3 separate regions of the Mus musculus genome follow, and regions 2 and 3 are each linked to region 1. The links are chromatin loops, found by intact Hi-C in ENCODE. Cell type or tissue: gastrocnemius. All regions are shown on one strand.

Region 1 (2,500 bases):
CTGATTCATCTAGCACATCATACAAAATATACACTAACTCAACAAACTGGCAATGAACAACCCTACCCGGAGAGCCTTGGCCTCATCGTTAAATTCTTCCCAAATACAGGGCAACTGACATTTGGAGTCTGGGTGGTTTTTTGTTTGTTTGATTGGTTGGCTGGTTTTCTTCACTTAGTCGTCAATGAGTATCTTGTCTATAAAGCAAATCTTTCATTTTCAGAGTGAAAGCAAAAGAGATACTTAATATGAAACCAGACCGGGAAATGTCTCATCGGGTCAGAGTGCTTGCAGCGCGGCATGGTGACCAAAGTTCGGACCCCTGAACTCAGGTAGAGCAAGATGTGGTAATGTGCCTCTATAAGCCTGGCGCTCCTGCAGCAAGATGGGAGATTCACCCAGAAGCTCATGGGCCAGCTAGCTCAGTGTATGCAGCCAAGTCTGCAGAGACAAGAGACCCTGCCTCAAAGCAAGACGGAACAGAAGAGTCCCAAAGTTGGCCTCTGACCTTTATACCCCTCCATGGCACATCTGTACCTGCACTTATGCAAACATCAGACCCACCCACACACATACACCACACACAAACAAAACAGGTATGGGGGCAAGGAACACTGGTTACATTTCCAGAGGTAAGCAAATCTGAGGCTGTAGGAAACCCTGCCTTATAAACCCAAGGCACCTAGATGGCTCAGCAGGCAAGCATGCTTACAGCCAATCCTGAGTTCCACTCCTGGAACCCCACAGTGAAAGAACTCACTCAAATGATAAGAGAACTAACTGTGTATAGGGGGGTTGGGAAGTGGGGTTTCAAGACTGGGCTCTGTGTAGCCCTGACCATCCTGGAACTCACTCTATAGACCAGACTGGCCTTGAACTCAGAGATCCTCCTGCCTCTGCCTCTGCCTCAAGTGCTAGGATTAAAGGTGTGTACTAGCACTACCCAGCTAAGAGAACTGACTTGTGAGCTATCCTCAGACTTCCTCAGGCATACCATATGGGACGTTCTGTGCTCATGGGCATAAGGGGTGTGTGTGTGTGTGTGTGTGTGTGTGTGTATGTATGTGTGTGTGTATACACAAAGAGAAGTGTAATAGAAAAAAATCTCAGAGGGCACATTTGAATGAATTCACAACAAATCTCAGAAGTTAGCTTACTTTCCAAACTTTCAAACAATTGCCCATCACTCCCCACAACGGAACTTCTACTTTGCCTAAGCATTCTCTTATGAAAATCCCTACTCCCCTGCCTCTTACATTCAGGTGGACGGAACACTTTCTGCCCCAGGAGGAGATGCCTGTGCTACAGTGCTCATTTCTTCCACCAGGGGTCACCCTTGTAAACATCTCAGAAGCCAAAAGCCCCTGTACTTGACAGAGAAAATAGATATGAATGTTGTTTCAGTGAGCAAGAAGAGGGAGGGTGCAGGCACCACCAGTCTGACTGGCAAAAATACACACTTTGGAGCAAAAGGCAAATGAGAGATAACAGTCACAGGAGGATCTGTCTAAACTTGAAGCAACTATCCTTTCTTATGGGAAGAATGGATATGTAGGAAAAGAGAGAGAGACTGAGTCTGTCTGTCTGTCTGTGCAGTCGATGCTATCCACCTTGTTTTGTAAGACTAGAGTCTCTCATTGGCCTGGAACTCAACAAGTAAGACAGGCTGGCTAGCCAGCAAGCACCAGGACTCCATCTGGTATCTGCCCGTGCATACTGAGATTACAAGTCCTACACTGAGAGTGGCAGACTTTCTTCAGGGCATAGCAAGCACCTTACAGGCTCAGCCGTCTCCCCTAGTTCCCAGTTAGCACTTTTAAAGTCCAGATTAGGAACATTTAAAGGTGCTCTTAAAGAAACCCTCTCAACCTGCAGCACAGGTACTGGGGTGAGGGGGAGGGGCATCTGAGTCATCTTTGGGGGCCTGTCACATAAGCAGGGAACAGGAGCTGGCCTTGATTCCTTTCTCCAGCCCGCACAAATCTAGCCAGTGAAAAACCAACAGGAACATGACTGGACCTGCCAAGGGTGGTAGCAAAAGAGAGCTGAGAGGCTTGGTAAATAACCTGGTGCGAGGCAATTAACCTGCTCAAGGCACCTCTTAATGGCGACTCGGCCTCACCCTTGGAGAAGTGACACCTTGTAAGTATGACAAGAGAGGCCCGACCTGAATTTCCAGGTGCTGGTTAAGGCTCATTATCTTTCTGTAAAACCAGATCCTCTGGGCTGAGAAATAAGGGAAAGTTGGAGGGGCTTGCTGGCTCCAGGAAGGTTCTAGAAGTTGTCTTCCACCGGGCTCAGCTATGCAGAACTCTGAGAACACCAAGATCAGCCCAAGGAGCTGGGTGTGCATTGATGTTTCCCCAGGGGAAGGTACTGAATAAAGAAAGCTGCCAAGGGACTAAGTCAACCTCACCCAGTGGGACACCTTTCCTTAACCAGCTGTGCTATGCACTGGTCCCCATGGGAATTAAGACCCCTGAGCATCTGTCTCTTAATT
Region 2 (2,500 bases), 87 kb after region 1:
ATGTAGTTCTGGCTGTCCTGGAACTGGCTATGTAGCCCAGGCTGGTCTAGAACTCAGAGAGTTCTGCCTGTCTCTGCCCCCTGGATGTCAGCATTAAGTGCATTTACTGTCGTGTCTGGCAGAGGTTTGAATCTCAGGATAAAAAGAGGTCTTCGGACGGAGATACCTCGGTTGGTAGAATGCTTGCTTGCCACTCATGAAGGATTACGTTCAATTACACACTTCATAAACTAGGCGTGGTGGTATATTCCTGTTAGGTTAGCATTTGGGAGGCAGAAACAGGAGAACAGCGGGTGAAGCTACATAGAGAGTTCAGATTGGAACAGCCTGGGACACCTCAGGTGTCCTCAAAGAAAACATAAAGGCCCATCCTTGTCACTCTGTCTCTCCAGGTATCTACCTGTGTAGATCAGGCTGATCTGGAACTCTCAATTCCTTTCAGCCTTCCTCTTAAATGCTGAGATTACAGGTACGCACCCTGGTGTGCCACCACACCCAGCCCAGCACTTCTCCTAACTCTCTCCATTTCCTTTTCTTGACTTTGTTCTAAACTTACTCATTTTATTATTGTACGTGTACAGATGTTTTGCCAGCATGTATGTTTGTGCACTGTGTGCACACCGGGTGCCCATGTAAGTCAGAAGAGAGCTTTGAATCCCTTGGAACTGGAGTTATGCTTGTGAGTCACCATGCTGGGAATTGAATTTGGGGCCTCTTGCAAGAGCAATACGTGCTCTTAACCACTGAGCCGTCGCTCTGGCTCTCAATTCCTTTTTAAAAGGAAGACATAAAAAGCTCGTTGAGAGACCAGACCATAAGCAGCTCTTTGGTAAGGGTCGTGGCTCATCAAGCAGCGTCCGTTCAGACACCATCCCCATCATCAAGAGAGCTTTTTCATCCACTGACTCAACAAGTATTTACCGAGCATGTGTTCTGTGCAGGCGGAGCTGTCTTCGCAGGCAGACTTCCATGTAAGGTATGCCACAGCCAGTGGCCCTGTGGCATGTGCCCTCCCTTCCTGTGGCCCCACCCTGCCAAGCCAGGCTGCAAAGGCCAGCCCCAGCTGTGGTTTGGGAGAATGGCGCCCTCTGCTGGGAAGGAAGGGGACGTTCCGTTCCTTTGGGCAGTCTTCCCATGGAAGCTCACCTTCCGCGGAGGATCCCTGTATACGGATGTGTATGGGATGCCGTCACTCCCATCAACCTCCTACATCAGTAGGGCCAACGGTCATCTTAAACAGCCCTCCCGTGCTAGGCATCCTTCAGAGAGCGGAAGCAATTTGCCCAAGGCCTCATTCAGAAGGGCAGGATCTGAATTTGGTCTCTGACCAACAGTGGCAGCTTACACCTTTAATCTTGCACTGGGGAGGCAGAAGCAAGTAGATGTCTCTGAGTTCGAGGCCAACCTGGTCTACAGAGTGAGCTCTAATACAGCCAGGGCTACACAGAGAATCCCCTCCCCGTCTCAAACAAAACAAAGCAAAAAAGAAAGCTGAAGGTGGGAAGGAAGGCTCTGCCTTCTTTGTGAGCAGGTGATCCACGGAGTTCCCCAGTGAGTCAAACTAGACACATAAAGGATGGAACGCTGGTGAGGGGGCTGCTCCAACTGTCAGTGGTGGCCTGTCACCTAGCTGACCTCTCAGACAGTCCCTGCCCTGACTGGACTTCTGGCCATATTCTTAAACCCCTTCTTCAGGCCACACAATGACTGGGTATGCAGAGTTACCTACACCTTAATGGAGGGGAAAACCCCAGGAAAGACTGCTTAGGTCAGCCACAAAGTCAAAAGGCCTGCTACTAGGATGGATGACCTCACTTGGGGTGAGGGGTGTTTGTAAGGAGAGTGTGGGAGGAGGGGGCTGAGGAGATAGGACTCAGGGAATCCAGAGATCTTTCTCAAAAGAAAGCTCAAGGGGGCTGGGTGTGGGTTTGTTTTGCTGTTGTTTTGAAACCGGTTCACCAGGAAGCTGGAGGCTGGCTTTGAACTCTCACTTTGGGATCTTTGGTTCAGGCATCCTTAGAGAGTCACTTTTTCTTTTCTTTTGGGCTTTTTAGAAGCCTGGGGACAGATTTGAGAAGATCTGACAGGCATTCTCAGTACCAACTAGCCATTCCAGGTTGAGCCTTCGACTCCAGAGAGCCCTGATCTCAATCAGTATCAGCTGACCTGGAGGCAGCTTTGAAGCCTCCACAAAGCAGATGCCCTGGACCGTTTGACGTTAGAAACAAAACAAACCCTTAGGACTTATGTTCACAGATGGTGGCGGGGGCAGAGCAATACCAAATTGGGATTGATGGAGACAACGGAGGGGCCCCCACACTATTGTGCAAACGTGACACAAAACATGATTGCAACACACCGGGTAAACGTTGGAGGGCACACACAGCTGATAAACTACAAAAAGATCAGCCAGATACCCAGGCAGTCCTTGTTAGCATGCCATCCCATTAGTTGTGTATGTGTGTGCAAGCGGGTGCAATTATCACTCACCAGGAATACT
Region 3 (2,500 bases), 210 kb after region 1:
TGTTTCCTTGGCTTATCCAGCTAATCAGGAGGCTGTCTTCCAAATGCCTTGCTCCAACTTCCCTTTGCATCCTCACGCCTGTCACCCTCATTCTCCTGCCCCACCCCGCCCCACCCCGCCATGCCCTTAGAAGGATCCTCATAACACTGGACTCACTTGTGCTGCCTAGACCAAGCTTCCCATCTCAAAACCCTTCCCTTAGCAACGCCCCCCACCCCCAAGCTCCCTTTACAAGTTGTGGCAATTAAGTCAGGCACTTCTTTGATGGGAAGGGTATGTGAAATTCTGTCTGCCACAGACAGGTACATCCTACTTGTAACCAGGCAATGAAAAGAGAGCAGCTTTTCTCTTGGGTGTTGTGTATGTTTCTAACTCACCATTCTGAGGAAAGCCAGCTGTCACTGGCAAGAGGCAGCTGTGTGCAGGGACCCATTTGGCTAAGAACTGAAGCCTCTCACCAGTCACATTGTCTGCCAACCATCATGAGTGAACCCTGAACTATGACATATCAGAAGGTGACAATATTTTGTAAGCTTTTTTTGTTTTGTTTTTTCTGTTCTGAAATAAGGGCTCACTATGTCACCCTTATTAGCTAACCTTGAACTCACAGAGATCCACCTCTCTCTGGCTCCTAAGTGCTAAACGGTGAGTACTATCATGCCTGGTAACAAGTTTTAGGGGAAGAAATCAGAGTGGTGTTGGCGGAAAGAGTTAGAGGCGGGCTTTGCTGAATGGCTGGGATTTGACCAAAGTCTTGAAGACGAGGGAGGAGACCATTCATTTTGGGGGAAAACGTTCCAGGTATGGAAAACACCAAGTGTTAAGGGCTTGTGGCCGAAGTGTACCTCGCTCTTTTTTTTTTTTTTTTTTTGCTTATGGGGCTGAAGGAGATTTGCCGGGTGCTTGTCTCTTCCTCTCTGGCGTGGGATGGAAGCTGCTGAGGGCGGCTGAGCTTATGACGGTGGGAGAAATTCCAGCGTCAGTTATAGGAGGGAAGGGATATAAGAAGGAAAAAACAAAAGAAAACAAAATCCCGGAGGATGTTAGACAAGCACAGCTCTTGCAATTTGCCTCTGCGGGAGGCTCCCGAATCCTCAGCAGTGCGCCAGCGCCCCCTGGTGGTCACAAGGAAGGCACACGTCACTGCAGCCAGAAGTGGATGCTGCGCTCAGAGAAAGTTCAGCCAGTCAGCACCTCCAAAATTGTACCATGTTCTCTTGAGGTTCACACGAGTAATTACTCCTTTATTTAAGTTTTGTTTGGCTGGTTTTTTTTTTTTTGAGCCAAGCCGTCATGTAGCCCAGGCTGGCCTCAAGCTCATGATGTAGTTAGGATGACTAACCCTCCTATTTCAACCTCTGCAGCCCAGGTGTGCCCCTCTGCGCTTGTCCTAACCCTGGGGACTTAAAAAAGCACTTTGACCCCCTGCAGAGTACTTTGCGAGTATTCTCATTTAATCCTCTTAATTAGCCCTACTAGGTGGAGCTGTGGCAATTCCATCTTACAGGATGAAGGTGGGAGACAATAGCACAGCTAGGCAGTGTCTTAACTCTAGGTCCACCTGCTTCTAAATGACAAATCAATGGCAAGAAGCATCTACAGGTGCTAAACAGAGCCACATATCATGCACCTGTGAGCCCCACGTGGCCCACTAATAGTCCCAGTCAAAAGCAGAGGAAATTGACTGAGTATGTGGGAATTTGCCTCAGACCATTCGGAGAGCCAGGAGTATTCGGTGAGTGAGAACTGAGAATGTTGGGGTCTGGAGAAATGGCTCAGCAGCTAAGAGTATTGGCTGCTCTTTCAGTGGATGGAGACTCCATTCCCAGCACCCACATGGTGGCTCACAACTATCTGCAACCCTTGAAGAGGGTGATCTGACGCCTGCTTTTAGCCTGTGCAGGCACTGGGGAGCGGGGCACACCGTGTTGCACAGGTGCTGGGGACAATAGGTGCAGACCAAGCACTCATACACATAAACTTTTTTAAAAAGTAAAGATGGGCTGGCGAGATGGTTCAGCAGGTAAGAGCACTGATTGCTCTTTCCAAGATCCTGAGTTCAAATCCCAGCAACCACATGGTGGCTCACAACCACCGGTAACGTGATCTGACGCCCTCTTCTGGTGCGTCCGAAAACAGCTACAGTGTACTTACATAAAATAAATAAATCTTTGGGTTGGACCGAGCAGGGACTGAGCGAGCAGAGGTCCTAAATTCAATTCCCAACAACCAGATGAAGGCTCACAACCATCTGTACAGCTACAGTGTGTACTCATATACATAAAATAAATAAATAAATCTTTAAAAAAATAAAGTCAATGAAAGAGAACCAGGAAAGTTCTAAGCAGCCATTTCTGTTCATAAATGCCAAGCGCACCCCTAGGAGGTGCTGGACTGGGTACGCAGCTCAGACTGAGGCCTGGAGCAGAAAGGGGAAGAAAGAAACGATGCCATTAATAGGCAAAAACCACGACGAGAGAACCTCATCTGTTCACAGATG

What was found. Peaks named below come from ENCODE experiments on the same cell type or tissue, not always from the same donor. Only the 100,000 strongest peaks of a DNase experiment are listed, where the experiment ranks them.
Region 2: a loop joins it to region 1, with 10 times the contacts of the local background. A loop is called at or near these places in 34 of 42 quality-filtered maps.
Region 3: a loop joins it to region 1, with 14 times the contacts of the local background. A loop is called at or near these places in 19 of 42 quality-filtered maps.

The regions. Positions count from the first base shown.
Region 1 is chr8:106,646,426-106,648,925 of GRCm38, reverse strand. All of the region lies in intron 2 of Cdh1 (cadherin 1), which reads right to left. Among named protein-coding and RNA genes, the nearest start is that of Tango6, 35 kb to the left of the region's middle. In gastrocnemius, no CTCF peak of the experiment used is centred here; a DNase peak (open chromatin) is centred at 1,323.
Region 2 is chr8:106,559,849-106,562,348 of GRCm38, reverse strand. No RefSeq gene overlaps it. Among named protein-coding and RNA genes, the nearest start is that of 1110028F18Rik, 26 kb to the left of the region's middle. In gastrocnemius, a CTCF peak has its summit at 1,097 (motif pointing left); a DNase peak (open chromatin) is centred at 1,054; H3K27ac peaks cover 591 bases.
Region 3 is chr8:106,431,761-106,434,260 of GRCm38, reverse strand. No RefSeq gene overlaps it. Among named protein-coding and RNA genes, the nearest start is that of Zfp90, 18 kb to the right of the region's middle. In gastrocnemius, a CTCF peak has its summit at 1,116 (motif pointing left); a DNase peak (open chromatin) is centred at 1,104; H3K4me3 peaks cover 394 bases.